Regions from separate parts of the Homo sapiens genome. Here regions 1, 2 and 4 are each linked to region 3. Evidence: chromatin loops called from intact Hi-C (ENCODE). Cell type or tissue: endothelial cell of umbilical vein. All regions are shown on one strand. Links, peaks and the distances in the headings refer to the core of each region. The heading gives the core; the rest is flanking DNA. Region 1 has its middle 160 kb from the start of RUNX1. Region 2 overlaps LOC100506403 (a long non-coding RNA gene). Region 3 has its middle 210 kb from the start of RUNX1. Region 4 overlaps RUNX1 (RUNX family transcription factor 1).

Region 1 (8,193 bases), core at 1,323-6,322, 52 kb after region 3:
ATACACTGTAGTTTCTTTTCTTTGAGCTTTTTGGGCTTCTAATGGAAGTACAGGATCCTGCCAAAAAGCCCTGAGCCCCTTTGTCTGGATAATTTATTAGATAAGGTTTAAAATTCTAGGATACAATCTTTTCTTTATCACATGCCTCACTTTGTGAGTGAATCATCACTCACACCCACCTTCCCAACATGAATTCTACGACGGGGAAAAAAACCCCAGCTCAGCTTATTCTGGTGGAATACTGTGTTATGTTAAACATTTTCTTCTTACCTGGTGGGATCAGAATATATTTTAAGTTCACTTGATTTTTGCTGAGCCACAAAATATTCTTGGTGAGAGGGGTGTTGACACTTACCTATGCTATAAGATGAAGGGAGTATCGTTTGTGCGGTAGGAAGGAGAAAAGAGAATATCAATTTGGCTTTTTGTTACAAAACTAGTGGGAAATGAGGTCTTTGGTGACTTTTGTCTTTACTTGCCAAGTTTGTATATATGCCACAAAACACAAAACTATTTACCGTGAAAATGCACAGCACGGTTTAAGCTCCAAAGAAGGGTATGCAGATTTAATCAGCCTTCTGGGCTGGTAGTAGTATCATCATTGGTGTTTTCTATTTGGCAATGGGTGTTCTGAGGAAGAAGGTAAAGAGGGATACAGTGACCCCGAGGACGAGGAGGACCTCAAAAACCCGGGAGTAGTGTGGATCCCACGGGACGGAGGGTTCGTGATCACGGAAAGCCTCTCCAAACACAACACAACTTCATTTTTGATCTACGTTTTTCATATTTCCCAGAACCGTGGGCTGTTTACAGAGTCAGGAGAATTTTTGCTTTGACATGAAGTAATCTTGTCCTTTGGGAGCCCCCGAAAGTTAGCCAAGGTTTAAAAGAGTTCCAGAAACCACTTTTCAGCCCACTGTGAATTTGTGGGCTTTACTGTGGTGGGTGCTTGTGTTGGAGGAGCTAAACAACACTGCCAGCATTTTTAAAGCTTTTTTTTCTTCTTATAAAAATCTGTTGTGCTGTGAAAAATCATAAAACTACTTCAAAATGTTCTTCACTGTCGTCGAAATCAGCTTGGCTCAAGATACTATAACATCTAAAGTTAATTATACATCAGTAGTTTATTTTAACATTATCTGGGGCTAAAGGAAATAAATGAGAACAAAAATGGAAATAATTCGATAAAGCAGATTGTTTTTATTAAATATATTCATGTCTATTCAAATTATTTAAGCCCACATAGCACAGCAATTTCTGAGTGCCCCACAGCTAAAGCTGCAGGAACTGAGCAAATCTATTACTAGTTCTGCGTCCGCAGTAGGCTCCAGAGCCTGTACAAGGCTCTAGAAGGTTCCAGAAAGTTCCAGCTCTCAGATGAAGGGGTCATATTAGACAGAAAGGTAGATCTGGTCCTGCCAGGGTGTTAGGGGCATGGTTATCCTTTCCCTGAGATGGAAACTAGTAACAGTTCTCACATGATGATACACCAGGCTCAGGGAACAGGGCAGCCAAAGCCACACCCGGACACCCGCAGGGGTCCTGGAGAGACTCCCGGACTGGCGATCTCAGGGAACAAACCCCGCTTCCTGACAGGAGCACTGTGAGTGGCAGAGCCCGTGGGAGGCTAAATGTGACCCTGTGAGGAGCAACTGAGTTACAGGATGTCCTCTGTGCTGGGTGGAAGATAACCAGGAAGGAGCTGGACACCTACCCAGCCCCGGGGTCGTCTCCTCCCAGGTCTCTCCTGGCACGTCCTTAACACAGAGTGGTGCCTGGGAGGTTCCCAGCACAAATGCTGGTGCTGGGCACACAGGGGCCAAGGAGACAGGCCAACCCTCCCCTCAGCACTCAGGGTCTGCAGGGAGACCGACTGGAAACAGCTCCTCCCCAGGCCTGGGTGCTGCCCAGAGAGCCCGGGCCCCAGGGTCCTCTCCCCCGAGGCTTTAAGATCCCAGTTTCTACATTTCCCTCTTTATTCCAGAATGTGTGATTTTCCCGGTGTGATTCCCTTTTGTCTCTTTCAGTTGCAGAGCCACACAAGGGTATGCACTATTTCACTCTGATAGGGAAGAAAAAGTGTTTTCACAAATTGAAGTGTGTTGTGGTGGTGTGGGCACCCGCATGGTGAAATGGCAGAGGCATCCCTTGTGAGTGGTTTCTGTCCCTGGGAAGGTTTTGGAAGGCACAGATTCCTTTGGTATAGTTGGAACCTAATGTGGAGACTGCTGGTGGCAGGCATTTCCTAAACATGTGTGGAAGGAAGGAAGGAAAGAAGGACAGAAGGAAGGAAGGGAGGGAAGGAGGAAGGGAGGGGAAGGAAGGAAGGAAGGAGGGAGGGAGAAAGGGAAAGAGGGAAGGAAGGAAGGAGGAGGAGGGAGGAAGGAAGGAAAGAAAGGAAGGAAGGAAGGAGACAGAGGGAGGGGAGGGGAGAGAAGAGAGTCAGAGACACAGAGAGAGGAGGGGGAGGAGGGCTGAAGAACACAGGCGTTCAGACCTCTTCAGGCCTTGGTCAGTCTGAACATTCGTCCACAATCTCATGGTCACCTCCACCCCGACCTTCCTTCTTCCCACTTGTCCGGACATGCGAAAGTCTCCTAGCCCAGGCAGTTAAGAGAGGAGAAGTCATCATTCATGTGCTGCCAACACCTTTGAGTTAGACACGGCCGAGCTTTCTGTAGGTCTGCCTCTTCCAGCGGACACCAGCTCTCCCCACCGGCAGGCAGCAGGGCCCTCCCACTCTTGGGCTCCACCTCCTCACTGTCCCCAAGGCAAATGGAAAGCCAGGTGTGTGTATGAATTCCAGCAAGGCAAAAGAAGCAAGAAAGAGAGCAACTGAGATGTGGAGATTAAAAATAGGATAAACAGGAACTGAGAAGTCTGGGTTTCTATTTTTCTGGTTCACTTTGTTTTCATGCTTCCCTCAGTGAACTCTTGTAATTGTAGTCTCTCCCAATTAAGCAGTCATTTGTAGCTCAGGATAAGAAAATAAAGAAAATAAGACTCCTGAGTTCCCTGCGTGTAGAATTCCCCACCCCTCATCCTCAGAATGCATTCATTCCCAGCACACATGAAAACAATTGTCTGTAGGAAAAGAAGAATCAACTTTAGGCTTTGCCCAGAAATGCCAGCACAGTTCCTTCCATGGTGGTCGATGACCTCAAATTGGAAATGTGATAAATATAAGAATATCTATACCACATAAAAAACCAACAAGCTCCACACTTTGATTTTGCCCTATTCAGGGCAAGCTCTGATGTAAGAGGATGTCGGATGAACACGGATGCCCACGTGGCTACCCTAGGCCAGGGTTAAATCTCCTGGTGGTGAAAGCCTCTGTGCTACAGGGGAAAAGGTGTGTAGGCCGTGTGTGTGTGTGTGTGTGTGTGTGTGTGTGTGTGTGTGTGTGTGTATCCAGGAGATCAGCAGCCAGAGCTTCATTTATCACGGCTTTGCTTCCTAAAATGTAACTGGAGGCACAGAGAGCTCTTTATAAATCAAAAGGCCCCTAGCTTCCACTAGCCTGAAACAGTAGAGACGGTGGGAGCTGCCTGTGTTGAGTCTGAATGAAACACCCACTCAGCCCAGCTGCAAGCTATCTAAAGCAAATATCCCGACAATGGCCTCTTGCCCAGAAACGGCCTCAGCAGCCTGCCTCCCTGGACAGGAAGGAAGGCGCTCTGGAACAGAACCACTGCCCACGTGGTGGTGGGGGTGTGGGGAGCTCTCTCCTGGTCCCATCTCGCATTTGCCCCAAATCAAAGTAGAGGCTGCTAAACGGCTGATAGAGAAAGATGGACCGTCTAACTGCTAGTCAATGTTTATTGTATTCTTAGAAGCAGCGACTCTTCTCAACTTCCTGTGATCAAAAACGCTTGTTAATCGTTCTTATTAAAAGCCAGATCTCCCAACGTACAACTTTGTTGCACGTGGACTGAATTAAAAGCAGGAGATTGTTTTCATCTCTAGAATTCAGCGAATGCCAAAACAAATGTACATGAAATTGCCGGCCCTTTTTTTTTTCTTTCTTTCTTTCGTTATCTCTTTTCCCTTATTTCCCCCTACAGGAGGCAGCGAAACCTAGTAAAGAAAAAGAGGAAACTGGAACCTGAAGCTCAAAATTACGGGCAGGGAACTCGGATTCTGTCTGGGTGGAAGTGTTAGGTCACAATAGGATCCACTCAACCATCATGTTGCTTTTACTTTTCTCTCCTGCTGGTTTTCCGGGGGTACAGGTTTACAGTATGTGTCAGTGACTGAGACAAGCCCTTCCAAAGTGGCCGTTTTCTTGCTAATGTTAAATTATTTTTGATGCATTTTCTCTAGATTCCCCAGTTCTTGCAGGAAAACATTCAGAATGTGTTTTGATAAAATAGTAGCTCAGAAAAGCTCGTGCATCTTAGAAGCTTGCCATTTAAAATACAGATGTCCAGTTAAATTGAAATTTCGGAGAAGCAACTAATTTTGTTTAATGTTCAGGTAAACAATGAATGATAAAATATTACATGGAGTACATGTATGCTAAAAATGTATTCATGTTTATCTAAAATTTATATTTAAGTGGGTATCCTGTAGTTTTTAAATCTGATGACCCAGAACAAGTCAGCTCATTTGACCACATGTCTGCTGCACATATAGAGAGTTGAACACGTTCTAGGTAGTAATTATTCCCTGATACAATCATTTCGTCTTTATACCGCTACTCAATACCAGTACCCAGAAATGGTTGAGTCACCTAATGTAATTTTGCCAATCTGTTATGAGGTCATAGAAGACCGTCACTGGTAAGCTGCATAGAGAATCTAGGAATTGTTCTAACCGTGGTTCCTGACAAGCTCAAGCCCTCTAGACTTTACTTTTCCACTCCTCTAGCTTGGCTGGAAGGGCTGTAGCCACTTTCTGACTTTCTAGTCAGAGAGCCTTGAATATGAAGAAGGGTGGCCACGTTTCCATCTGCGAGGCTGACAGTCAAGGGCAGGAGTGTCTACCGTTTGCACAGTAGTCTGACGAAGGATTTCTCCCCAGTTGATTCCAAATTCATAATTTTCTGGAGTATAAAGGGACTGAACAGTATGGAGGTAGTCTAAGACATAAGACCTTCCTTTCAAAACTCAACTGCCAAAGTCAATGGAGCTTGCTACCACTTTAAAAACATTCCCAGGTCCAGCACACACGATCTAAAATTAAACTTAATTATCATCACTTGGAGATGCTCTATTAGAGGAAAGTCTGTGAGTCAATATGAAACGTCCTGCTGATCATCATCTGCAAAGTGGCCGAGCCAAGAACTGCTGGGACGCTCTGGCCACATATGGAACAGGACATGATATACATGATCTGATACTCTCATCTTAGACATACATTTTCTTAAACATCGAAAACAACAGAACGATTCTCCTGAGTGACTGTTGGATATACCTTTTTGTATTTTAAAAATGTGCTTGCTCCACTCACAGGGACCCTGCTGCCTGATCACTCAAATCACCTCATGGGAAACTCTGAGAAATGCTTTATTTAGAAGCAGTTCGGACTGTGAGTCATGCAACATTTTGCTGTGTTTTTCTTCTTCAGTTCTCCTGCTCCCATAAACATTTATAGGAAGACAGGATATTTCACTGCGTTTCAAGAGTCCATCTGCCACAGATGCTTGTTCCCCACCTGAAGTCATCAACTTTCAGGAAAGAAAATATCTGGTTTTCTTTCAAATGCTGATAAAGAAAAAAAAAATTGGCAAGGAAAAAGGATGACCCTTGAGTAGAATTACCTCTTCCCTGAGTGTTTCTCACGATTCTCTGTAAAGCATTGGTAGTTTAATGCTGGAATCCACCCTGTGGTCAGAGGCACAGTTTTATAAGATTAATAGTATTCTAAAGGAACACAACAACAAAAGATTAATAGTATTCTAAGGCAAAGAAGTCGCAAAGGACTTTGTCCCCTTCATGAAGCAGTGGAAAAAATTATTCCTTTTCTTTTCGAGGGGAGGGTGTCTGTGGGGAGTGGGGAGTGGCAGGCAGTGTCAAAAGCTTACTTTGACTTCCTGATCACATTTTCCTTCAAAATTTTTCACATTTCATTTAAGCCTGCAAGTATCCACTTACTGAAAATGACCTTCTTCGGATCTAAGAATTCTGATATAATTTAGTTGATTCCTTCTTGATTCTAGGGTAAGTTTATGGGCTTTCTTGACTTTGGATTAAAAGGCAAATTTCCTTTGAGATACAGAAGATCTCTCCCTTTATGCCAACATCAATCCTCTTTCAGTAGCAGTTTCCCAATATTTTCTTGATCTAAAAAAAACAAACAACAACAACAAAAACTTCTTTATTTTTGTTTTTCTCAAACACCTAGTTATCTACTTTCTTTTTGGATACTTTTCCTTTTATGTTTTTATTACCCTTTGCCTTCAGTATGTTAGAAGGAGGTTGCCAAATTTCCTCTGAATATTAGCTTAGTCACTAAGAGTACTGGATTTAAGAGGTTGCTTTTCTCTACTAAGCAATACAAAGTAGATGTTCTTGATTATGTCTCTTTTTAGTGGTAGAAAACAGTTCATAGTCATCACTGAACATCATTCACTGGGCCTGGAACCTGAGTCTGAAGGGTTGAGGAAGGCAGTGTCATGCAGTCTTGGGGAACAGAGGCTCTCTGGAGCCAAGACACCTGAGTTCAAACCCCAGTTCTGTCACTTGCTAGCTGTGTGAGCTTCAAAAATTGAACTAACTACTTGAAGCCTTGGTTTTTCCCTCTGTAAAATGGAGAAAAAAGTGGTACCTACCTCATTGGGTTGTGAGGATCAAAAAAGTTGATATTTGTACTTATAACAGTACCTGGTACATGGTAAGTGCTATGAAAATATTGCTATTATTGCTATTGAAAGATTGGGCCTATGGAGACACACTTAGGAAGCTAGACATAGAAATTTTGCACATCATTAATAATGAATGAATGAATAGTATTAAAATGTATTTGTTCAATAAATATTTAGGGAGCAATTACTCTGTACTGAACACTGTGCTAGGTGCAAGACACAAAAACTCAAAGCTATAGAATGTACTCTAAGGGAGCTTAGGCTCTGGGGAGAAAGCTATGGGCATTGTGGGCAGACCAAGGCTGTGGTGTCAGATAACTTTCAGCTCAAGCCCAGCCCCATTAGTGGAAAGGGATTGGGTAAGTGAATTTTCTCACTTGTGAAATGGGGATAATTCTACCTTATTAGGTTGTTTCAAAAAGTAATGGAGAATACAGAACATATACACATGTATTTTAAAAATATACTTACCCCAGTAAAAACTCAGTGAATAACATGTGTTATATGTTACATATGGACATGTCTATGTCTGCATATAGGTATTTAGAGAGGGAAAGAGAAGAACTATGATATGAGTTGATAGTCACTCTAGCAGGTTTGTTCCAGGCAAAGTCAAAGCCCAGAGGGAGGGTCTTGAGCCTGCCTAGAGAATCCCAGGAAGAGAAGAGGGGCAGAGACAAAAAAGACAACTAAGAGTCCACCTTTGCAGAGAACAGGCAACCTGGGGCCAATCAACCATGCGTGCAGAGGCCTGGAGGCTGAAGGACTGGTAGGTTTGAGACAGCTAAGAGTTCAATATTGTGAAACAGAATATGCAAGGCAGAGAGGCGGTAAAAAAAGATGTTGCACAAACAAGCAGGGACTAACTCACATCTTTGTCAGAATGTCACTTTCTTACTGATTTCTTCCCTGACTACCCTATGTAAAATGAACCCCTCCTCCAGCATTCCCTAGAATCCTGCCCTGCTTTGTTTTTCTTTGTCACCTTGTACACAAGTCACCTTCTAAAAATAAGTATAAATATACATGTATGTATACAAATGTACATATACATGTGTGTGCATGTCATACAAACACACACACATGCATGAGTTATTTTGTTTATTATCTGTCTCCTCTCAGTAGAATGGAAGCTCTACCAGAACAGGGATTCTGTTCACTGCTATTTCCTTAGCACCTAAATCAATGCCTGGCACACAGTAAGTGCTCAATAAAAACAGGTTGAACTGAATAAATGACTGCATAGCCTCCTCCGGCAGGCAAGAAAGGTGAGCTCATTCTTTGGTCAGAAGAAACTTGAAAAATCCTAAGCAAGGGAAGATGTGATCATATTTTCCTGTTCTAGAGGCATTGTTCACGGTGGACCGTCATGGAGTCCTTTCAAT
Region 2 (8,193 bases), core at 1,658-6,657, 120 kb before region 3:
AGCTGGGATTACAGCCACCTGCCACCACGCCTGGCTAATTTGTTTGTATTTTTAGTAGAGACGGGGTTTCTCCATGTTGGCCGGGCTGGTCTTGAACCACTGACCTCAAGTGATCCGCCCGCCTCAGTCTCCCAAAGTGCTGGGATTACAGGTGTGAGCCACTGCGCCGGGCACACTGATAAGCACTTTAAGCATGGATCAGAGTTTTGGTAGTAGACGTCCTCCAGTTGGCAGAAAAAAGCTGTTAGCTCTCTGTTGATGACCGCACTTGGTGTCACTTTCCAAAGTAGGGATTTCCTTTATAATGACACCTAAGCCTCCCATTCTGGTATAGTTACCAAGCTACCCCAAGACAACTGAGCAAACAATTCAGAGTGATGGTTTTCATTTCCTTGTATCCTGCTTCAGCAAGCCCAGCCCTGCCTCACATTTCTTGTAATCCCAAACTTAAAGATATTCCTGCATTGCAAAATCCAGATTTTTAAATCAGAGCAAGACAATCATTCTTAGCATTTTCTGAGTTCCATTTTTGCTTACCGTATTGAGCCTAGGTAAAGTGGATAGAGAATCTGGTTTAGATAAGACTCTGTGTTTACTAATTTACTAATGTTGAACTTGTCATGCATCACTGCTCACAATCTTATCTCTCTTAATCTGGTCTGCAAAATAGCAATAATGATACCTATATTACCTGTCCTTTATCCAGTTGCTCTAAGATCCAAAGGAGATGATGTTCGTAAAATAGTTTTGGAAATGATGAATAGATCATGTGCTTTTTCATACATGCAGAGAATTCTTGATCTGTTTCCAAAATTTTATAATATATGGAATTCAAGTTGACATTGCTTAGTGGTTCAGAGCATGAATTCTGGAGCCCGCCTGCCCAGGTTTGAATCCTGGCTTTGTCATTTACTAGCTATGTGACCTTGGGACATTATGTAACCCCTCTATTCCTCAGTTTCCTCCTCTGTAGCATTGGAATAATAATAGGATCTACGTCGTAGGGTTTTATGAAGATCAGAAGAATAAAAGATACAGAGCCACACCCAGCACAATAAATGCAATACAAATATCAGTTAAATAAAAATTATCTTTCTTGAGAGGCCTGAGAGAGTTGGGCTGGGGGCCTTGGGTTTAATGTTAGCTGCTGCTAGCTTTCCTCAGGCATCACTCTTTTAAACCAGGTCGCAGCTCTGCCATGTTTTTGTGCTCACAGGTTAATTTTTAAGCAAGAAGTTTTGCTAGGGTAGCCTGACTTTAGATGTATTAAACTCAGAATAATATGTCATATTTCATTTTAAGGGTACATGAGGCAGCTTAGCACAGGTCTTGGGCAAGTGATATAAGCTCTCTCCAAGCCCCCAGTTCGGCCTACCTTTGGGAGTTGGGAAGACAGACAATGGAAAGGATTTTATATATATATATATATAAAAATTAATATATATAAATATATATTTTTATATATTATATAATATATAATATATATTAATATAGAGATATATATATCTCTATATATTTATAGAGATATAAATATATATATATTATATAATATATAAATATAATATATATATTATACATATATAATTTATATATATAATTAATATATATTTAATACTTTAAGTTCTGGGATACATGTGCAGAATGTGCAGGTTTATTACATAGGTATACACATGCCATGGTGGTTTGCTGCACTCATCAACCCATCATCTACATTAGGTATTTCTCCTAATGTTATCCCTCCCCTAGCCCCTCATCCAGCAACAGGTCCCGGTGTGTGATGTTCCCCTCCCTGTGTCCATGTGTTTTCATTGTTCAACTCCCACTTATGAGTGAGAATATGTGGTATTTGGTTTTCCTATGTTAGTTTACTGAAGATGATGGTTTCCAGCTTTATCCATATCCTGCAAAGGACATGAACTCATCCTTTTCTATGGCTGCATAGTATTCCATGGTGTATAGGTGCCACATTTTTTAAGCCCGCAAGCCACCTTAAAAATGTCTTGAAGATTCTGTGAAACTTGGCTTCATCCAGTTATCGTACCCTTTGTCTAACACCAAGTAATGCCTGACAAGAGTTTGACCAGCATGGTAGCCTGAAGATGAAGTATCATTTAACTGGAATAATAATAATATTTTTGCCAGGTAAAACATAGGATGCCCAGTTAAATGTGTATTTCAGATAAATGGCAAATAATGTTTTGCATAGCGGTGTCTCAAACATTTCATGGGACCTAGTTATATTACAAATATTTACTGTTCATCTGAAATTCGAATTTAACTGGGAATTTTGTATTTTTATTTGCTAAAACTGGCAACCTTTGATAATAGGATTTACCTCAGAGGATTTGGTGATTAAATAAAGTTATACAAGTAGCATGCCCAGAAGAGTCTTCACATGTAATATGTGTTTAATCAATGGAGGTATCTCTTAAGTAAATGGAAAACAATTTCCCGGTTCCGTAATGATTGCTGGGAGTTGACCATGCTAGACCATGCTAAATTTTGCATATTCAAAATAATCCAGCATTCAGCTGAATATTTCCCCGTTTCTGTCTGCTTTTTAGTTAGCTCCTGTCTTTCAAGTTATTTAAGAATGCTTATAGGCTAGGTGTGGTGGTTTACACCTGTATTCCAGTGCTTTGGGAGACTGCGCTGGGAGGAGAGCTTGAGGCCAGGAGTTCAATACCAGCCTGGGAAACATAGTGAGATCTTATTTCTACAAAAAATAAAAAAAAATTAACAGGGCATGGTAGTGAGCACTGCAGTCCCAGCTACTTGGGAGGCCAAGGCAGGAGGATCTCTTGAGCCCAGAAGTTTGAGGTTATAGTGAGCTATGATTATACCACTGCACTCCAGCCTGGGTGACAAAGCGAGATCCTGTCTTTAAAAATATTTAAATAAAATAAAAAATATATTTTTAAAAAAGAATACTTATAATTTCGTTATCTCCATTTCCACATTATATTGTAGATGCTTAGTAAATGTTTAAAAAATAGTCTGTGTTAAGCTTTGAAAAAACAAACATCCAGCCCAATCCTTTTTCCTCTTTTTGTTACTGAAAACATGGCTTATTAAGTTTTGAAGACTCTCTCTTTCCCAATCAGTAACTTCTACCCTCTCAATTCCTTCTACAATGACATAATCCAGCCTTTCATACCATCAGGCCCACTGTAAGAACTGATCCTGATACCAGGTACTTTGTATCCAGGAATGGAATCACACAGTGAATGGGTGGAGTTAGGCATAGCTTAGGTCTACTTTGGGTGCCCAAATGGTGAAGAATTGGCTTTTAATTGAGGAAGCCTTTCATCTGTAGACTGAGGCCTAAGGGAAAACACTCAGCAGGTTCTCTATGCCTCTTTGTGAAGACCCGGAATCTCATGACAAATGACCAGGGACTGAAGCCCCAGCCAAACAGCTAACCTTGTCCTGAAGGATAAGTCACACTGTGTGAGGATCATCTGAGGACTCTCCTAAGGAAGAGGAATGGACATGTAAGATCCTGGTCTACTGCATCACTCTATTCTATGCTCAGGTCTTACTAAAAGAGAACAACAAGGACAAGGCAATAGATACGGCTGCTGATCATTGGTCTGGTCCTCTGTCCCTGTGATGAATTCTTTATTGCTCACTCTAATTATCTCATCATCATTGTTTCTCATTGATGTGCTCCCTCTTGCTCTCCTTCTCATTTGTCCCCTGCCGCCACCCGGCCGCAAGACTGTAAAACTGTAAAACAAGATATTGGATATGGAGGAGTGACTGGTATGAAATGCACCTTTGAGTGTAACTTCCAGGAGTCCCTAAGAATCAAGTCCGTGCCACAAAATACAGTAGCTATTACTAGACAAGCAGCTCTCATAGATTGCTTTAATGAAGCTGATTTTTCATACACCTACTTCAGCTTTCAGAAGTTTTCCTGGAGGTTTGACTGCTTATGCATTGTTTCTCACTACTGGAGAATTTCTGATGTTTTCATTTGTTTGTCCTTTGAGCAGAGAACCAGCAATTGGATAACAAAAGTATCTCCTTTTAAGCACATTCAGTCTTTTGGAAAAATATTTAGAGCTTTCTTAAATATAATAACACATAATAAAAATGATCAGCCTGTAAAGCTACAAGTCCTCTCTGGCCTTTTGTGGTTGTTTTGTCTGCCTCCAGTCATTGCACTATCCTGCCATCACTTTCTTGCAGGGAAAAGACTTCCAAAAGTCTTATTTGCCACCTGGTCCCAGAGACTTCCCCAGTGTGTACCCAGTGGATGCAAGTGAGAACACCGCTTTTGGGGTCCTAAGCATGTGGGTCACAGTAGTTTGTGGGAACAATGTGTAATAAAAGTCTTCTACATTGATCAACTTTTGATATTTACGTTGGTTGGTAATGAGAGAAAGCTCATGTATGAGAGATAGGCATGGTTGGGAGTTTAGGTTCTTTTTGAATTCGTTCATATGGGTCCTTAGGCAAACCTGTTCCCTCTTGCGACATATGTTTTCATCCCGTGGAGCAAGACCAGCCTACCACAAAATGTGTGATGAATATTTTATTTCTGAACCTAACTACATGATTTTGTATGGAATAAAAACATAAGAAATTCATTGTCCGATGTTGTAGATGCTTTTTTATTGGCATCAATTGTCAGAGGTGTAATAATTGCAAGCATCCATATCACAGGAAATTCCAGAGAAGTGAGAAAGACTTAGAATAATAGAATTTTAATGCAGGGAGGAAGCTTAGCGATCACTCTGGCTGTGAACTGCATCTCCAAGGAGGAACTCACATCTTGGGACAGCCAAGGTGACACAGTAAGCTGGGGAGGGGCAGGAGAACTGGGACCAGACCCGGGGGTCTGCTCTCCTAAGCCCATGCTCTTCAACTGTGGCTCTGCAGAAATGTATGTGTTTTTTGTTTTTACTGAATTGAATGTCTGAATGAACTCCAATTCATTTGCAAAAAATGCCAAGAAAAATGTTGAGTTTGTTTTTTTAAATATCCAGAATTAAAAATGTGTGTTGCAGAGAATAACACCCTTTTAAGAATATATTATTAAACAGGATCACGGGAAGGCCTTTAAGGTATTAATGAGTGGATTTCACAGGAAGCAAACCATCATATATGATATAGTTACATTTTACATTTTATATCTTTGGAACTCAACTATAATTGAAGGCACTGATTGCACTTATAAGTGAATATTCTTTCTGCCCTCAATGTGTTTTCTGAGATAGGTGTATTTGTTCCAGTGTACTATATTTGTTGATTTTATTAAAGATTCTATTATAATAAAATTTAAATATTCACATTTCTGTATATAAAATGAAAGTGTAATATTTATTATATAATTATAATAAAACAAAAACAAACCAACACTGAAAGGATGGGGATCCACAATTTTACTTTCTTATTGTTCTAGCCTGTTAGGAAGTCTGTTGTTTATAAATTGTGGTTTCTGAAATAACCCTCATTTTTTTGCTACCACTCTGAAGTTCAGTGTTAATTTTTTAGCATCAGCTGTCATCCTTCCCATCACAGTCACCACTGGTAGTTATAAAGCAATTTCAGTTCTATCCATTAGCCAAGAAAAGAGATACTTATTCATAAAATACTTGGAAATTGTCAGAAAAATACAGAAATGGGCAGCATTGAGAGTGGATCGGTACTGGAATCCGTGCTATGAGTAAAGAAATTTGAAGTTAGAAGCATGTGTTAGAGAAATCTGTGGAGGACAACGAAAAAAATTAAAAATAGAACTACCAGTGGAAGCAATCCCACTTCTGGGTATTTATCCAAAATCATCAAAATCAAGACCTCAGAGAGATATTTGCTCTCCCGTGTTCATTGCATCACTACTCACAATAGCCAAGGTATAGAGATAACCTAAATGTCCATTGCTGAAAGAGTGGAAGGAAGCCGGGCGTGGTGGCTCATGCCTGTAATTCCAGAACTTTGGGAGGTCGAGATGGGTGGATCACCTGAGGTCAGGAGTTTGAGACTAGCCTGGCCAACATGGTGAAACCTCATCTCTACTAAAAATACAAAGATTAGCTGGATGTGGTGGTGTGCACTTGTAGTTTCAGCTACTTAGGAGGCTGAGGCAGGAGAATTGCTTGAACCCAGTAGGCAGAGGTTTCAGTGAGCCGAGATCATACCACTACTCTCCAGCCTGGGTTGACAGAGTGAGGCTCTATCTCACAAAAAAAAAAAAAAAAATGGATAAAGAAAATATGGTATATTCATACAATAGAATATTATTCAGCCTGAACAAAAAAGGAAACCATGAAATATGCAGCAGAATGGATGAACCTGGATGACACTGTGTTTAGTGAAATAAGCCAGTTACAGAAAGACAAATGTAGCATGAGGCATCTAAAATAGTCAAACTCACAGGAGCGAGAGTAGAAAGGTGGTTGCCGGGGGTTGAGAGTGGGAGGAAATTGATGTGTTGCTATTCAAAGGGCATAAAGTTGCAGTTAGGCAAGACGAGCAAGTTCTATAGATCTGCGGTACAACGTTGTACCTATAGATAACAATACTGTGTTGTACACTTAGACATTTCTTAAGTGGGCAGATCTCATGTTAAGTGTTCTTACCATAATTTTTTTAAAAAGTGATATGGAGGACCCAAAATACATCAGGCACTGCTTGTCTGTAAGCCACTGGAGAATGCCGTTGGCCTGTTTTCTGTCTTTAGTCCCAGCAGTAACCCCTCTATCATAGACATCATTTACCATGAAAAATGTGAACCCTAGAGAGAGTAAGTACTTTGCCCCAACTTATGCAACTGGAAGCATTAGACTTCATATTAGAGCTAATGATGAGGTCATCCCTGGGTGTGAAGGGTAGTGAGATCCTCCATCCTTGGGGGATGGTTAACCATCTACATCTTCTGTCCCATCTTCCAAAGCCAGAAAGAATCCATGGCTTAGGGATTCTCTGGTCAAAGGCTGACTTCACTGAAAAAGAAGAAGATTCAGATCAGTCTGTGCTGGGTGAAGTGACTCCAGAAATATGACGCAACTTATGCATTATGGGGAGCACACACCAAGGGGCCAGGCATCCAGGAGTGCCAAGACACTGTCCAGGCAGAAGATGAGCTTTCCCTTACATGGCTAGGTATGAATCAGACTCCAGCAATCCAGGCAGCTGTAACAGGAAGGCAAGTCTTCCTCCAATTCTGAAATAATTAGTAGTCACCATTAGGAATGTTGAGGCCAGTTAGTGTGTTCCTGTCTTCTAGACTTATCTACAGGGATCAGAAACATAGCCCTGACTGAATGGACCTCTGTCAACAGTGTAAAAGTCCTCTCTCATTCCTTGTCTAAATAGGCCTAATTCTTAGAGATCCCATAGATATCATAAAACTTATCTTTTCTAATAGGCAAGAGGAATATCACAATGCTAATTGCCTCTTTAAAAAAAAAGAAGTTCTGATTTGAAACCTGATAAACCTCTCAAGTAATGATTGGGTCATGTTTACCTAATTCTTATGCATCGGTGAGTGTCTAAAAGAAATCATTATTAAACCTAGCTTGCTGACTGCTTTCACTAAGTGTTAAATAATAAATAATGCATTTCTACTTCAATTAATCTACTTAGACATCTCACAGGCCAAATGCCTTGGTGGAGATGTTCTAATCTACAGAATCAATCCCCGGCATGACTCTGCCTCTTGACATTTGGAGCTCCCTAACACAGAGCTCTTAATTCCATATACAAGGTAAATGGATAATTTAGATGACCGAGTTCTGCCATTGTGCTCAGACTGATAAATAAGAGAAGGCACTGTAATGACAACTTGCAAATCTACTCAAGGCAAAATTTGGAATGAATCTTCACTCCCATCCATATGAGGCAATTTTTTCTTAATTTCATATGCTTGTACATTTTTCACCTTAACATGAAGGTGTGCGTGTGTGTCTAAGACTTTTGTAGAAGTGCTACGCATATTGTTTCCTTACTATGGGGTTTATTAAATGATCCAAATTCTAGTCTTATTAGGACTGCTTAAAAAGTATTAGCAGAAAGTCTGAGTATTCAAGATAACAAAAAAGTGTTTATGTAATATTAACTGTTATTTTGATATTTCCTTCTGATTCTCGTCTATGTAAATAAATATCTTATACAGTTGAAACCATAGTATACATGTCATTTTCTAACACTTTTTGATAATCATTATGTTGAAAGTGTTTCCATGTG
Region 3 (8,193 bases), core at 2,037-7,036:
TACATGCTTCATAAATCATAATACAAAGTTTTTTTTTAATTTAAGCAGTCTTTTGCCCACATATTTACCATTTCTGGTGTAAATGAGTTGAATTTATTTTGAAGATTCCATTTGCATCTAGTACAAATTCCTATCAGTCTGAAAAACTTCCTTTAGTGTATATTGCAGTGTGGACATACTGCCAATAAATTATCTTAGTTTGTATTTATTTGCAAATTTCTTTATTTTACCTTGAAGATTATTTCCATCTTTCTTGAAGGTTATTTTCACTGGATATAAAAGGATAACTTGAAAGTTTTGCTTTCTTTTATCACATTAATGACATTGATCCACTGTAGTCTAGCTTTCATAGTTACTGATAAGAAGTTAGCAATTGTTTGTATTGTTTTTATTCTATACCTATTATATGATGTGTTACATTGTTTCTGGCTGCTTTAAGAATTTTTTGTTTTCTGGTTTTCTTTCTTTCTTTTTTGAGACAGGGTCTCACTCTGTCACCCAGGCTGGAATGTGATACCACAATCATGGTCACTGCAGCCTCAACCTCCCAGACTCAAGTGGTCCTCCTGCCACAGCCTCTTGAGTAGCTGGGACTACAGGCATGCGCCACCACACTTGGCTAATTTTTTTAGAGACATGGCTTTGCCATGTTGCCCAGGCTGGCCTTGAACTCCTAGGCTCAAGCAATCTGCCTGCCTCAGTCTTCCACAGTGCTGGGATTACAGGTGTGGACCACCACACCCAGCCATCTGGTTTACTTTCAATAATCATAATGGCTCTTAGTATGGTTTTCTTTGATTGAATTTTCCAACCTTTATGTTTTTCACCAAATGTGGAGAATTTTAGGCATTGCTACTTCAAAAAAATTTTCCCTGTTTTCCTTTTGAAATCTTTTCACAAGCCAATCTGTTTTTTCTTTCTGTTTTTAAGATTTTATGACTGTATTGATCTATTTTCTACTTCACTGACTTTTTCTTGTGTCATCTCCTAGTTATTAAGCCCATCCAGTTAATTTCTTATTTCAGGCGTTGTATTTTTCAGTTCTAGGTTCTCATTTGGTTATTATTTATGGTTTCTATTTTTTTACTGAGACTTAGCATTTTTATTTATGAAATACATATTTCTCTTATTTTAGATCATGTTTAAAATATCTGCTTTAAAATCCTTGTCTGCTAATATCTGGGTTATTTCAGGATCGGATTTTATTAAGTCTTTTCTCTTGGTTTTGTGTTATATTTTCTTTATTCTTCGTATATCTAGTAAACTTGCTTTGTATATCTAGTAATCCTGGACATGGCGAGTAATACATTTTGGAGACCCTGAATTCAGAAAATTCAACCAAATCACAAAGGGTGTTGATTATTTTGTTTTAAGCAGACAGTTAACTTGATTAGAACTGAAATCCAAAATTTTTCATTCTTGTGGTGGGCAGCAGCTGAAATCTGCGTTCTGTTCTTTTAGCCTAGGCATCACTGCTTAGAGTCTACCCTGTGCATGCACAGTTCAAGGTACATCAGAGATTTGGGCAGAATTTATACATGAAATTTTGGATATCATTCTCTGGCTATCTTCTGTCTGGTTTGGTCTCCTGAAATTGTTTTTCTGGTTCTTCAAGCTTGTAAGACTGTTGCTTGTGATCCAAGTTTTCATTTCCTAGTGTAGCCCTAACTTGGACCTGCTCTCTGGCTAAAGCCTGTAAAAAGCAGAAAACTTATCATTGTTATGTTCTTCTCCTGAGCATTGATTGCCTCTCTGTCTTTGCCTGCCTTTGGTCTCTCTCCAGAGTATTCAGTCATTGGTTTTGAATAATTTGTACAGAGTTCACAGTTGTTACCTGTGATACAGTTTGTCTGACAGGAGCTATTCTGGTATTATCAGAAGCAGAAATTCCAGGCAAGTCGGGTGGGGAGATAGGAGCAACCCCTCAATTCAGGGCCAGTAGGCACATCAATTACAACTGGGTTAACCATTTACAGCGACCCACCTGGGCTAGGATTCCTCCTAGTTAAAGCTCAGATTACCAGATACAGGCCAGCCTGTGTGTAATAATCCTTTCAACTCAACTGATAGGCCACAAGCAACCAGCTTCCTAACTGAGGCCCCTACCTCCCAAGTTGATCACCCAAAATTTGTTCTCTCTACTGCCATGGAAGTGATCTACATAAAAACAGACCATACCATATCCCCTACCTAAGAATCTTTCCATGGCTCCTGACTTATCTTCAGAAGAAAACCCAAACTTCTTAACAGGGCTTAAAAGATCATATGGGACTTGAAACCCAAATATTCTGCCTCCTTTTTTGTCATTTTTCTCACCCCTTTCTCACCCTCACTCCCAGTAAGCATATTGTGCTGTAAGGACAATCAGATCTTGCTGATTCATGAAAGTCACCTGCATTTTTACACTTCCACATAATTGGAAATAAACTCATCTTGCCTTACATTATTTTTCTTTTTAGCTCTTGTCTCTATTTGACATCATAATACAGAAGTATATTTCATTTATTTTTCATTTATCTATTTACTTACTTTTTCATTCATTAATTTGATTTTACTCTGTGCCTTCCCTGTGGGGATATAGGCATCATGAATTAGGAACTTGGTTTTTTTCAAAATGATATCCCGAGTATTCAAAATGATATCCCCATTATTCAGAATACTACCTGGCACATAATAGACATTTCAATAAATACTTCTTGAATAAATATTGCACTTACTGGTTGAAATTCCCTCTCACTTTTTGCCCAAGGCAGCCTGCTAAAGGCATACTCAGAACCAGCTCAACTGTTTTCTTTGGGAATTCCTCTCAGCATCCTCTCACCTCCATAGAATGAATTATCGTCGTCATTCATTTTCCCATAGAATCTGTTTACCTTATTTATCATTTTTGTTTCACTGCCTGTTTCTGCGTTCATCACCGCACCATGGTATTAAAGCAAGACTGCTCATGAATCAACTTGTAATTTCGACCATGGTATGTATTCCCCACGCAATTCTTACTTCCCTTCAGAGAGGATTCCCTTTCTGACTTGTCTCTCCATTTGGAGAAAAACCCTTTTGTTCCATCAAGCCTGTAGATAAGGTCTAAGGCAGACTTGATTATACCAAAATCTGGTTACATCGCACTCACAACTAAGTGTGATTTTGGTGACTTGGGAAAACCGATGATAGTTTATTAATTATTCAAGCAGCCTTAGATATGAATTGGAAAATTATGCTGAAAACTACTAGTTGGTTTTAGGGCCCCAAATCAAGGCATTTCCTTTGGATCCATTGTTTTCTAATATTTGCAAGCTTTTCAGGATTAAAACCTTGAGATTATTTTTTGTATTATATTTGTGGTCCAATCTCATTTGATGACTTTAAGAGTAACTAAGTCTACTCACATATTCCATAGGAAGCATTATCCAAGCACCGGAGACCATGCTCTCTTCAACTTCAAACTGCAGTCAAGTGGAGTAAATAATGCAGAGAGCTAAATTAACTCAAAGCACCAATGATCATGGAATAACATTCCTCTGTTTACTGTTCAAGAAAAATCTTTACAAATGCTGAAATGCTGTTAGAAAATCTATAGTTATATTATTATCATCATAAAACTAAGAATTAACCTATCTTTATTCTCCTCTGAAATCTCCTTTCAAGAAATAAAAACAGCAGGTAGAAGATACCTTCAAAATGGAAGAAGCCTTATGCTATTTCATCTATTTGTCTTTCTTTGGGTTAAACTCCAGAAACCCGGCTTGGTGCTTGTTCACTGTCCACACAATAGTAAATGATCCCAGGAGAATAAGTACATGATCAATTCCTCAGTGTCTCTGGCAATATAAGAGTTTAAAAACATGTGTACATGTGCCTGTGCATACAACAATACACATATAAATCACGGATTTTTGCTGAAATGAAATACTGAGGCCATGTGAGCATTTTTCAGTCTTCAACTTAGACACTTGGGCTGCATGCCCAGCTATGACACATCGTCCATGTTTATGAAGTCAATTTCACTTCAGTTGTTAGTATCAGTTACCATCATTCTGGATTTAAAGCCACCAGCCCAGAGCCTTTCTCTGAGCTCTCACAGATTCTAGTAGCTGTAGCAGGCATGTGACACTTCTGTGCACACTGTCTCATCTTGTTCCTGGGCCATCTGTTTGAACAAGGCCTTTTCTCTTCATTTTATTATAAATTCTTGAATCCAGGAAGCATGTCTGATATTTCTCAGAATCCTTTTTAATGTCTACCCCAGAAGTCTGTTCTAACAAGTACTCCAAAAATGTTGATTGATTCTAAATGGATTCTCAATATTATGAACAACATTTTTAGAATAAAAGAAATATTCACTTTTGTGTTTGGAAAATTCAGTGGATATGTTAAAAACAAAATATGGAAATGGGGTGAGCTCTTAAGGACTGTGAATTTCCACAGCAGCGTATAATTTCAGTAGAAGATCCCAATCCAACTTCATGAGGAATATATTAAGAGACAAAATAGAGAAACTATGACAAACTGGGTTTAGTATTTCCACCTCATCAACAATTATTTCTACCACAATCAATGAGAAAAAAACAAAGTTGTCAATCTGGATTGAGAGTGGGCATGTGTGTTTTCTCTCCTCCCTTCTGCCTCCCCCTTTTTCTCTTCTGAAACTGAGTCAGACGAGGCCATATTTCCAGTTAGAGGTCGACATTAGAGCCAAGCAGCTGTTCAGAAATGTCCAAGTAGACAGCAAGTGGCACTGATGGAGTTAACGGCAGTGACTCACTTGGGGCATTCACAGCAGGTCAGCTGAAACTCTCCCTTGCTGTATAGAGAATTTAGTCCTGCTGGGCATGCGCCCAAGACTGTGAGCTGAGGTTGATAACAGCAGAGTGCCTCTTAGTTGCCACTGGTTGCTTTGCCGTTCTCAGTTTTCACAGTTTATTTAAAGGTGGATTTTTGTCTAACGCAATCATGAACGGTGATGGGAAGAACAGGCTGAGCAGCTGTTGACTGAAATAACAGAGGGGAGGACGGGTATCTGGAAATGCTCCACACAAGTTGTCCTGCAAGCTTTGATGATGACGTTCGCATAGAAAATTATTGGTCAGAACCAGGAAGTGGAGCAGGCTTCATGCCAGTAAGGCTAGCTTGGCAAAGGTAAGATTTTTAGGATTTCAGAAAGGTTTCATTCATCTAGGAATCCTTTTCTACAAAATGTTATGGTGTTATAAAGTTACTCAATGGAGCAACAATAAAAACAAATCAAAACCATCCAAAGGAAAAAATACATGAGAAGCAGAGCATACTTATATTTTGTGAGCTTATACAAGTTTCTCAATAACACAGAAGGGAATGTATAAAAATACGATGAAAGGCTGTTGTGAGTTTTTTAATTACAAAATATGATTATTTTAGGAGAAAGAAACATAATTACCTGAACTAACTCAACACTGACACAAGACCTATTTTCCTTTTTTTTTCTTCAAATTATTTTTTAAACTTTTTAAAGGCAAGTATCTTAGATTTGTTCCTTACAGGTAGACATTTCAACAAACAAGAAATAATATTTCCTGATATGAATAGTCATTAGGGTTCAAGCTTTATTTCCCTAAAATTCTAGCATGAGATCATGGTTTCCGTAGATAGGAGAGATCTTGTTTCCATTGCATTTATTTGGTAGAAAAATCTGATTTGACGATTTGTGTTTGCTATCATCAAGTTAATTTTGTGATTAGATCCAAAACCTAATTCTGATAGTCAGACCAGGCTGAAAGCCACAATAGAAAAGGAATTAGTTTCCTTTCCCAAGAATAAAATCCTTGCATTAAATAGAGTTTGGTAAATTAAATGGCTATTTTTGACCAGGAGAGTTTGCTAGGTACTTTAATTCATTAAACAATTTTTTAGATCTGAACCTTTGAAAATATATATTCTAGGTTCAAAAGAGAATGATTGTGCCGTCTGCATTCGTATAGAATGATAGAGCACTGTAGTTGTGGCGGTTTCTCAAGGGCAGAGATTGTGATGGCGTTGCCTGCCACTGTCTACCTCATGGTAGGTGCTTAATGAATGTTGGGTGAACGAATTAATTTTGACCACAGGAAGGCAAGGGCTGACAAGAAGTGTCATCTCTTCTTGGCAGAACAGATTAGTCATTAGGATCAAGTAGAAGAGAGGATGGGATTTAGGGCGATTTAAATCAAGAGTACAGAAGCCATTAGAAGACACTGCTGGGGGAGGAGGGTTTGGGAAAGTGGGAGAGAGTTGTAGGAAAACGTTTGCATTGGCCTGGACTGAGTTCGTTTCTTCTCATGGCGTCAGAGGCCAACTGAAATTCTACAACTGGGGAAAATGAAGAGGACATCGGGGTATCAATGGGGTATAAAGAGAAAGGAATGAGAATAGCCCCAGTAACAGAAACAAATGGGTTTTGAGAATGTGTCTGTTTGTTTCTGTTGCTCCTGCCCTGTTATTCCCCATCTTGGTGTCTGCCTTCCTCATCTCTCCTCTGTTTTAATCTAAAATCTAAAGCTGCTAAGTAAAAACGACTGGTGAAATGTTAGAAACACTTCCCAAACCCTTCAGCATTCTCACAGGGTGCTTTTTTTCTCTCCCTGATCCTGCTGATCACTTAGGGCCATTCCTGGCTACCACCCTCACCATCTCATGACTACAGTAGTTAAATGGCGCTACCCTTTCCAAGTGAGAAAGAATTTCTGTGTGTGTTTGTCTACCTCTCTAGAGAGAGAAAGAAATGGAACTGATTTTTCTTAAAAGATGAAATAAACTCCTGAAGTTTTTACTTTATAACAATTCTATTTACAGTTTCATTTCTTTTCTTCAAGTATCTTCTTAAATTGTTACCATTGACTTGGGGTTAGGCATTAATATCAAATGACATCTGTTTTCATTCTGTTAAGAAAAAAAATATCACACAATAATACTTATCATGATGGAGTAACCACTGACGAGACGTTTCCAGTATTGTCAAGCTGTTGAGAAATCCAACTTTTATACTAATGGGTAGAGAGGGATCTCTCTCTCCCTACACACACACAAGCACACACACGCACACACACACACACACCCCGTAAAAAATGACTCCACTGCAGGGGTAGTGATTCATAGGATATCAGTATGGCTATGTTGTTTTTTTTAAAAAAGCTAAAATTGGAGTCCTATAGCTCCTTTTGTCTTATTACCTTATTTTCACATAAAATGAGACAGGATTCCCTGCATAAAAATCAGCTTGGTATTTGTCACGTCTGTAGCAAGCGTCTGAACTCATTTTTATGAGCAGCCTGCTTCCCCATTGCACCTCCTGTGTTTAGTAATGCAAACAGGCAGAACATTGTGTCATTGTGAGGGTGACACTCCTTACGAAAGGCAGGGAGTACCGAAAGCTAGAACCAGAGTTAATGGGACTTACTAATAAAAGAAAAAAAATGTTTTGCTCCCACTCCCTGATCAGGAGGCCCTGCTAATTTCAAGGTATGAGGTAATTCAGACTCCGTGGCCGGCAGCTCCCTCCAGGCATTTGCCATTTCAAGATTGTCCTGCGTTTGATGTCACATCTTGTGTAAAGTCCACAATCGGAATATTAAGCTATTGTGATGAAGTGATTTGTGAGATGGTTGAAATTTGCTGAAAGTGTTCTCCTTTCTCATGCAAGAAGCCAGTGGATTCATAACACTTATAAAATGAAAAGAGATCATCGAATCCAATTTCAAGTCGTTATTCCCAAACTTGTTCTTAGTCCCAAAGTGTAGCTTTGCAGCTGCATTGTGTATTTTCAAGACCTTAAAATGAGTTTGGAGGGAAAAAGTCAAATCAAAGAGATTAAGCCACGGCTTAAGGTGACATAGGGTGTTGTTTGTGAGTGGATGCAGTATTTTCTACATTTCTGGTATGCACGAAGTCTTTCCAGCTAATGTGGTTAGCTTCAGAATCTAGAGTCCTCACTCACACCAAATACAAGCTTCATCTTTCAACATCGTGCCATTGTACCATGGCAGCATTTAAAATGAGGTTCTGGCTGCCATTGTGAAATGCTCCTACAGGTTTGTCTTATAAGAAAGAGTCAATTTTTTTATGAAGATTATCTGACCTATTGATTATTTTTTTTTTACCAGGTGGATTTGGAATTAAAATCTGCTAAATGGCTTTCCTTAAAGCTAGTAAAAATTACCTAAGGTCATACAGCTCAGATATGGA
Region 4 (8,193 bases), core at 1,640-6,639, 450 kb after region 3:
AATAATTCAAAACTTGCATAGGAACTTGTCACCAAATGAGGGAACATTTTAGCCTCTTATTCACTCTGTTGCTTGGTGGCAAATATTTAAGAAATTTCAAAAAATAGAGAGGTGCAAGAGAGCTATTTCTCAGGGGCATGGAGGTTTCTTGGGGGCATTTCTCGGGGGTATAGAGGGCTGTTTCTTGGAGGCTATTTCTGTGCATGGAGAAGCCTTGAGTTTCAGAGGTATAATAAACACTACTCCTCCAGAAATATGTCTGTGAAAAATAAGCTGGAGCGGGTGGGTCTGCAGGACACTGTGTTTAGGAATGAAGGCTGCCTGTCCTGCCATCTCTCAGGAGCTCCCATCAGAACAGACAGTAAAGACAGGAATGGCATGTCTCCAGTTGTGGGGCAAGGCCCCTCCTAGTGTGAAGAAAATATACTTCCTGGATCTATCATTATCTCTAGCATATCAGAGGGGGGAATAAAAACAACTGGGGTGGCAAGGCCCTGCTGAAAGAGAAACTCATTGTTCTGCACATTCAGAGACTTCCTAGTTGTAAAGCCGTTCAGAGCTCTTGGAGGTGAAGGGGCAGCCAGGGAATCACATAGAGTGAAAGACCTGTGTGCAGCGGCCAGGTCAGAGGGCGTGTAGAAGACGACATGAAGCATTCCCACAGGGCAGTTCCCTGAGGTTCTGTCCTCCAGCTCTTGCTGCAAGGAATTCTAGAAGCCTTGGCCTGATGTGTGGGAAAGGAAAACAAGGTGAAGAGGATGCAGGTAGGAAAAGAAGAGCTGTGACAAGGTAGTCAGATGGGAGGACTGCATGAGAAAAACAGAGGAAGAGAGCACAGAAGCAGCCCTTTGATTTCACTCGCGTTTATTGAAGGGGACGAGGCACTTCCACTTGGGGAATTCTACTTCCCTTTGTCAGGATATCCTTCAAATTGGGAGCATGGAATGGAAGCTCTTAAAGAAAGAACGGTTGCCATTCATTGTGGGTCACACTTCACAAGACAAAGAGCAGTGAATCCTCGATTTGTAAAATGCAGCTTTCAGAATCTGTGTTGTGGCTGGCACGGTGCAACACTGCTGTGAGGCCCTGACGCAGCTGTGTTCTGCAGGGTGGCTATGGTGCTCCTTGTGAAGGAGGAGGCTGCTGCTCTGCAGGAGGAAGGGCTTATGTTGCATCCTAGCGGTGCATGCTACCCCGCTGGAATAGTGCACCTTGGAACTCTGGCTGCCTAAGGAAGGTCTCATTTCTGGTGGCTTTGTGAGACCAAGCCTCTCCCTCTTCTGTTACCTGGAGCAACAACCAGCTAAGCCAACAGTACTCTCCAGACACTGTTATCCTTTCCTGGAAGGGCAGGGGAGAGAAGACTGTTTCCTGCCTTCAAGGTGCCAGCTACTGCATTGACAATATCGGGCAGAGGGGCACATTTCACCCTCCCAGGAATCTAAGGGACAGATGCAATAACATCTCCTTATGGGGGGAAACTGAGTCTCCAAGGCATTAAGTTACTTGCTTCAGCACACTGTGAGTGAGGGGCCAAGCTAGGGTCTCTGTCCTTACCTCTCAGACTGCAGAACTATGCCCTTATTGTATCCTTACTGAAGCCCTTTTGGCTTTTAGAGAGACAGCTCTGGGATGAGGTTCCCAAATCCTGAAAATGTTTGGGGCCAGAACAAACAAAAGCATCTTTATGTTAAGCCATATTTCATGTTTATTGTTTTGAATTCTCCTTTTCCCCCATTCATATGAGTTTTTCTTCTGATTTTATTAGAATGCCATGCCTCAGAGTTTGCTGCTTAAAACCAGAATCCCTGGCATAAAATCCAATAAGCCTGCCTTAGGGCCCATGTCATATGGAAGCAGAAGACAACAGAGACTGCTTGCTGGGCTTCAAGCCACTCTAGAATTTTTCAAACAGTTCTAACATTTTACAACATCAAAAAAGTGCCAAAGTAAAAACTAAGGCTGCAGCTAGGAGAATGCCCACTGAGAAACCCGTGGTTGGGTTTGTGTAGAGAGGAAGGCTTTTGAGATCACTGCTCCATGCCCCCTCGGCCTCTCCCACCAGAGGTCTGGCTCAGGGACAGCACTTGGGCACAGAGAGCTGGGGCAGTGGCAGAGATGGATGGGGTAGTCACCAGAGGAAGCCCAGGCTGCAAACTGGCATGACACACACCTGTGTGGAACAGATCTCCATCTGAGCTGGGCTCAAAAGCATCGTATTCTCCAATATCGACAACTCATAGGTTAGGGGGTTCATCATTTTGTAGCCTCTGCAGTCCCAGACGTAAAGTCACTTCTTTTTTTTTCTTGCGTGCTGACACCCTAAGGCATTACATGGACCCTGGCAAATCTCAGCCATGTTACTTAACATGATCTGCCCCAGCGACAGCTCTTAACTGTATCTGTTTAGCCAGAGATATCACAGGTGCCTCTCTAGGAAATCCCACCGGCCCCTCATCAGCACAGTGGAGATTGGCTGTAAAGCACGGCCTTCCATGCCCAGCCTGGACTGCAGGTTGGAGATGACAGTCTCCCAACCCAGGCCTTCCAAGCATAGACTATCAAGCGTGCACAATCCTCTTGATATCAGGTGCCACCTCAATGGAGTGTTCTTCAGAAAATTCTGTTTCTTTAGCTGTGTGCAGTCCTGGGAGATGCTGTGCCTCTTCTGCTTGAAGCTTCCCAGCTCCCACTTGAGGTGTCAGTGATTTGTTTTACTGGAGTGAGTATCCTCATTCTCCACCAAGGGTCCAGTCTCAGGATGGAGGCTGCTTGAGATATCCCAGCCCTCAACACAATATTTCTGGCTCATGTTTTTCAAGGAACTAAGCGGGGCAAAGGTGCCAGAGGAGTAGAAGGGAGCAGAAAGTTGTCTTTACCCTCCTGGAGAAGAAGGACATGGAGGAGTGGAAGGAAATAAATAGGGTGGCCATAGAAGAATCTAAACATCCATGATGTGCTGGTGTTGCAGGAATGTACCCAACCTGTCTGTAGAGCTCCTTCAGGCCTGGAAAGTTGTATACGGGGGGCAGAGGTGCAGAAAGTGCACAGTGCAGAAGATCCTTATGGAAAAGATGTCTGCAACAAATGTTTATTTAACAAAGTACAGAGAAAGAATCTGTCTGCAAGGGAGGAGGCAGCAGAAACCAGAAGGTGCCTTCTGTTCCCTCTGAACTATGGTCCCTCCAGCTGTGTGCACTGAAGGCCACTCTCCCTCTGCCTCAGGGACACGATGCCAACTGAGAATGAGACATGTTCTAAAAACACCCATCTTTTCTGGAAGCTAGTGACCTATCCTTGAACCCTCCCTCCAAAAGCACTCTGCCTAAATACGTAGCCCTTTCCCAGACGTGTCTCAGACTCATCTGGCTGAGGGTAGCAGCCTCGTGGTGCAGGGTGAACTGTTTCCCCTGGGAACCGTCTGACAGTGCTAATGAGGAATTGCATTTTGCGTTTATAGAGCACCTTTCATCTGTGGATCTCAAAGCTGCCCCACAAACATTAATTAACTCTCACACCTGTGAGGCAAGTGAGCCTGGTTACCCCCATTTTTAGAGGTGAGGAAACAGAGGTTTGAAAAGAAAAGGACTCCAGGGTGAACCAGCAGGGTTGGGGGCGGCCTGATGTGAGGAACCAGCATTCTTGATTCACAGGGCCCTGACCACAAAGCCACAAAGCTTCCCCGGCGAGGTGATGAATACGGGTCCCGGAAGCAGGGAGTGGTGGAGAGGCGGACACAGGGCTCCCTTCTTCCTTCCCGCAGGCAGCCTGCCACCTCCCAGGCTGGCAGGTCGGCAGTGAGGATGGGATCCCTCAAAACCTGAGGCCTTTAAAACAGCATACCCAGGCAGGGTTCTGCCCCGGCTTGGTCTGTCTGCTTCTCTTCAAAGTAATTGCTGGAACAACGAATGCATCTGAGCTACACATGACTAACCAAGATGTCTGCAGCCGGCCAGAGACGAACGGTTGGCAAATCCTGGAGCTGTTTCACAACCTCCCTTTTTTCCAGGATCCAGAGCTGGTGCTGACTGACTCATGTTATCATGGGATTTCAATGATATAGCAACAGTGTGCTGAGCCGGTGTCTGCTACCTGGGGGTACCTGTAGTAGGAATAGGTGACTGCTCTTCTTACTTGTGCTGTGCCGGAGCTTTGCTCCCTGCTGCAGAGGCCAGAGGAAACACTGCTTCTCAAAGACAGTGGAACTTTCAGGGAAATGTCCCTTTCAGAGCAGAGTCACCCACCCCCAGGGACTCTGAAAGGCCCCTGACATCACACACCTCTGACAGATGTGATGCTGGGAAGCATCTGGGGTCACCCCCTTTGTCTGCAAGGGGAGCCTAGGCCTTTCTTCCCAGGGGTCCCAGACAGTGAGATGCAAACCACCACTGGGGCTCGCCCTAACACATCACCCTGGAAACTGACTCACATCTCTGAGTCCTGAGTCACATCCTGTTGTGTGTTCTGAGGTCTCCAAGAGGGCATTACACCAGCTCCCCATGACTGAGGTGAATCTGGAGGGAACCCTGGGAACGTCCCTACCTTCCTCCAGGATGAAGGAGGGAAAAAATTCCTCCAGGGAAATAACCAGGGCTGCCCCTAGGGTTTATATGTTCACCAAGCTGATTTGCCTTTTTCAAAAATAGATGGTAGAACCCTGTGGTCTATGTGACTTTTATTTTTAAATAGCTCTGAGAGATGACTGAAAGACCTGGCGTTTTAAAGATGTCAGCCACACAATCAAGGAAGGGGCTTTCTAACTATAACCTTCTCCAAGCCCAGGATGAAGGGTGCCACCGCTCAAGGGGTGCTGTTGGAAACCCAGCTTCTGAGGGTGGGTGTTTAAAAGACCCTAGAGTGGACAGTCAGAGGAGGGCCGGGAGGGGTCTCTATCCATCTTCTCCCAGCGCCTGTGGGGAGCACGAGGACAAAGAGGGATGTTTTGAACTTTTCAAAGAACAAGATATTTTGTTCTATTGATTTTGTCTATTATTTTCCTGTACTTAATTTCACTGGTTCCTAGTCTAATTTTTATTATTTCTTCTCTTCTGCTTGCTTGAGGTCTGTATTGCTATTTTCTCCAGTCTCCTGAGGTGGAAGCTTCAGTGACTGATTCTGGATCTTTCTTTTCTAATATATGTATTCAATGCTATAAATTTCCCTCTAAGTACTGTTCTATCTGCATCCAAAAATTGTAATAAGTTGTATTTTCATTTAGTTCAAAACATTTTTTAATTTCTCTTGAGACTTTTTATTTGACTCATGTCTAATGTAGAAGTATGTTGTTTAATCTCCAAATATTTGGAGATTTTCCAGTTATCTATTATTGGCTTTTTAATTTAAATCCATGTGGTCTGAGAAAATACTTTGTATGCTTTCTATACTTTTAAGGATCTTAAAGTGTGTTTTGTGGCCCAGAATATGGCTTATCTTGGTGAATCTTCCATGTGAGCTGAAGAATGTGTATTCTGCTGTTGTTAGAGTATTCCATAAATGTTAATTAGATCAAGTTGACTGGTAGTGCCGTTTAGGTCAACTGTGTCTTAATTTTCTGCCTGCTTGATGTATCAATTACTGAAAGAGGGTTGTTGAAGTCTCCAATTGTAATAGCGTATTTACCTATTTCTCCGTGTAGTTCTATCAGTTTTTGCCTCATGTTTTTTGACACTCAGTTTTTAGGTGGACATATATTAAAGATGCTGTCTTCTTAGAGAATTCACCCACATTATCATCATGTAATTCCCTTCTTTATCCCTGAAAATTGTCCTTCCTCTGAAGTCAGCTTTGTATAAAATTAACATCGCTGCTCTGGCTTTCTTTCAATCAGTGTTAGCATGGTGTACCTTTTTCCATCCCTTTACTTGTAATCTGTATAAATATTTTTATTTAAAATAGGTCCCTTGTAGACAATATGTAGTTGGGTCTTGTCTTTAATCCACACTGCCAATCTCTGTCTTTAAATTGGTGCATTTAGAGTATTCATATTTAACCTAAGTATTAATATAACTGCAGTAGTATCAATCATATTTATAACTTTTATATTTGTTGCACCTGATTCTTCCCCCCACACCTCTTTTTCTACCTTTTATAGGTTTAACTGAACATTTTATATGATTCCATTTTATCTCCTCTGTTAGCATATTAATCATTCTTTTTAAAAATGTTTTTAGTTACTGCCCTAAAGTTTGAAAAGTACATGTATAACTAATCTACATCTAGCATCAAATAACTACCACTTCTTCCTTCCTGTTTATATCATTACTGCCTTTTATTTCATTTATCCACATGCTATAATCACTCAATACTTTGTTACTATTATTGTAAACAGTTATCTTTCAGATCAGTTAAGAAAAATAAAACTTAATTTTACCTTAATATAGTACTTTTCTAATGCTCTTCCTTTTTTATGCAGTTCTTTTTGACATTTCTCATAGGGCAGGTCAGCTGGCAATGAATTATTCCAGTTTTGTTTGTCAGAAAATATCCTTATTTCTTTGAATTTGAAGGATAATTTTGCTGAATGCAGAATAATAGTTTGGTAGCTTTTTTGTTGCAACACTTCATGTATTCTCCTTTCTTTGTGTTTGCATGGTTTCTGAAGAGAAAGATAATGTAATTCTTATCCTTTTTCCTCTATGGATAAGGTGTTGGCTTTTCCCCCTCTCTAGCTTCTTTCAAGATTTTCTCTTCTCTTTGGTTTTTTGCAGTTTAAATATGATATGCCTGGGTGTAGATTTGGTATTTATTATGCTTGGTGTTCTCTGAGCTTTCTGGATCTGTGGTTTGGTATCTGTCATTAATTTTGGAAAATTCATAGCCATTAATACTTCAAGTATTTCTTCCACTGTTTTCTTTTTCTTCTCCATCTGGTATTCCAATTACACATTACATCTTTTGAAACTTTCTCACAGTTCTTGGATGTTCTTTCTTTTTCCTCTTTATCTTTTTGTTTGGTAAGTTTCTGTATCTTCAAGTTCATTGGTTCTTTGCTTTGTCATGTTCTGTCTACTAAGTAAGCCATTCCTCATTTCTGTTAGGGTGCTTTTGGTTTTTAGAATTTGCTTTTGAGTGTTAAGAGTTTCAGGCTGGGCACGGTGGCTCATGCCTGTAATCCCAGCACTTTGGAAGGCCGAAGTGGGTGGATCACCTGGGGTCAGGAGTTCGAGACCAACCTAGCCAACATGGTGAAACCCTGTCTCTACCAAAAATTACAAAAAAAAAGAAAAAATAGCTGGGCGTGGTGGCAGGTGCCTGTAATCCCAGCTACTCGGGAGGCTGAGGAGGAGAATCACTTGAACCCAGGAGGCGGAGGTTGCAGTAAGCCAAGATTGCGCCACTGCACTCCAGTGTGGGCGACAGAGCGAGACACTGTCTCAAAAAAAAAAAAAAAAAAGTTTCCATCTCCCTGCCTACATCATCCATCTCTTCTTGCACCTTGTCTTCTTTTTCCACTAGAGCCATTAACATGTTAATCATTGTTAAATTCCCTGTCTTGTAATTCCAAAATCTGTGTCACATCTGGGTCTGGTTCTGATGCTTGCTTTATCTCTTCAGACTGTGTTTTTTTCTTGCCTTTCTTGTAATTTTTTATTGAAAGTTTAACATGATTTATCAGGCAATAGGAACTTAGTAGGCCTTTAGCGTGAGTTATTATTCTCATGTACCCAAGAGTTGGGCTGTATTTAATGTTTTCAGAAGGTACCAGAGACTTCAAATTCCTCTAGCGTCCTTGTTTTTGTCTCCCATGTCATCTGTGAGCTTCTCTATGAACTCCTCCTTAGTCAGTATGTTGAAGCTCTTTCAGCCATAACCCACTGTTATAATAATATATTGGATCCTGTGAGAATCTGGTGGAGTTCCTGAATGAAAAACCCACAACAGTGCACTTCCTCCTGAAACTGTAGCCCCTAGGAGTGTCTTATTCGCACACTAGTCTGTACTGAGCCTCTAGCAATCTGTCAAAATCACCATTAAGTGTTCTCATCAGTTTATGAATTCAGAAATTCTGCTCCCAGCAAGCAGACCTCACTATGATTCTCTATATTTGCCTGCTTCTCAAAATTTGGGGTTGCAGTTTGCCCTGCAACTTCAGCTTTCCATTGGACTTAAGAAAAGTCATGGATTTTCAGTTTGTTCAGCATTTTTTCTTATAAAAACAAGAGTGATGACTCTCAAGCTCTTTAAATTTTGGAA

The links. A loop is a pair of places that touch in the nucleus more often than their neighbours do. Peaks named below come from ENCODE experiments on the same cell type or tissue, not always from the same donor. Only the 100,000 strongest peaks of a DNase experiment are listed, where the experiment ranks them.
Region 1: it touches region 3 in a loop (7-fold over the local background); 18 of 110 quality-filtered maps call a loop at or near these places.
Region 2: a loop joins it to region 3, with 7 times the contacts of the local background. A loop is called at or near these places in 5 of 110 quality-filtered maps.
Region 4: a loop joins it to region 3, with 2.2 times the contacts of the local background. A loop is called at or near these places in 2 of 110 quality-filtered maps.

What each region holds. Positions count from the first base shown.
Region 1 is chr21:35,200,893-35,209,085 of GRCh38, reverse strand. No RefSeq gene overlaps it. Among named protein-coding and RNA genes, the nearest start is that of RUNX1, 160 kb to the right of the region's middle. In endothelial cell of umbilical vein, for the core only: no CTCF peak of the experiment used is centred there; DNase peaks (open chromatin) are centred at 2,835, 3,635, 3,965 and 5,575; H3K27ac peaks cover 3,305 bases.
Region 2 is chr21:35,374,237-35,382,429 of GRCh38, reverse strand. All of the region lies in intron 2 of LOC100506403 (a long non-coding RNA gene), which reads left to right. Among named protein-coding and RNA genes, the nearest start is that of RUNX1, 330 kb to the right of the region's middle. RefSeq lists a silencer at 4,605-4,899. In endothelial cell of umbilical vein, for the core only: no CTCF peak of the experiment used is centred there; a DNase peak (open chromatin) is centred at 4,719; H3K27ac peaks cover 3,096 bases.
Region 3 is chr21:35,253,408-35,261,600 of GRCh38, reverse strand. No RefSeq gene overlaps it. Among named protein-coding and RNA genes, the nearest start is that of RUNX1, 210 kb to the right of the region's middle. In endothelial cell of umbilical vein, for the core only: no CTCF peak of the experiment used is centred there; DNase peaks (open chromatin) are centred at 3,960 and 4,800; H3K4me3 peaks cover 291 bases; H3K27ac peaks cover 1,810 bases.
Region 4 is chr21:34,803,943-34,812,135 of GRCh38, reverse strand. The region is part of intron 7 of RUNX1 (RUNX family transcription factor 1); the gene reads left to right. Among named protein-coding and RNA genes, the nearest start is that of RUNX1-AS1, 28 kb to the left of the region's middle. RefSeq lists a cis regulatory region at 3,447 and enhancers at 3,399-3,467, 3,281-3,780, 3,295-3,805, 4,084-4,153, 3,667-4,866. In endothelial cell of umbilical vein, for the core only: no CTCF peak of the experiment used is centred there; DNase peaks (open chromatin) are centred at 4,065 and 4,465; H3K27ac peaks cover 2,527 bases.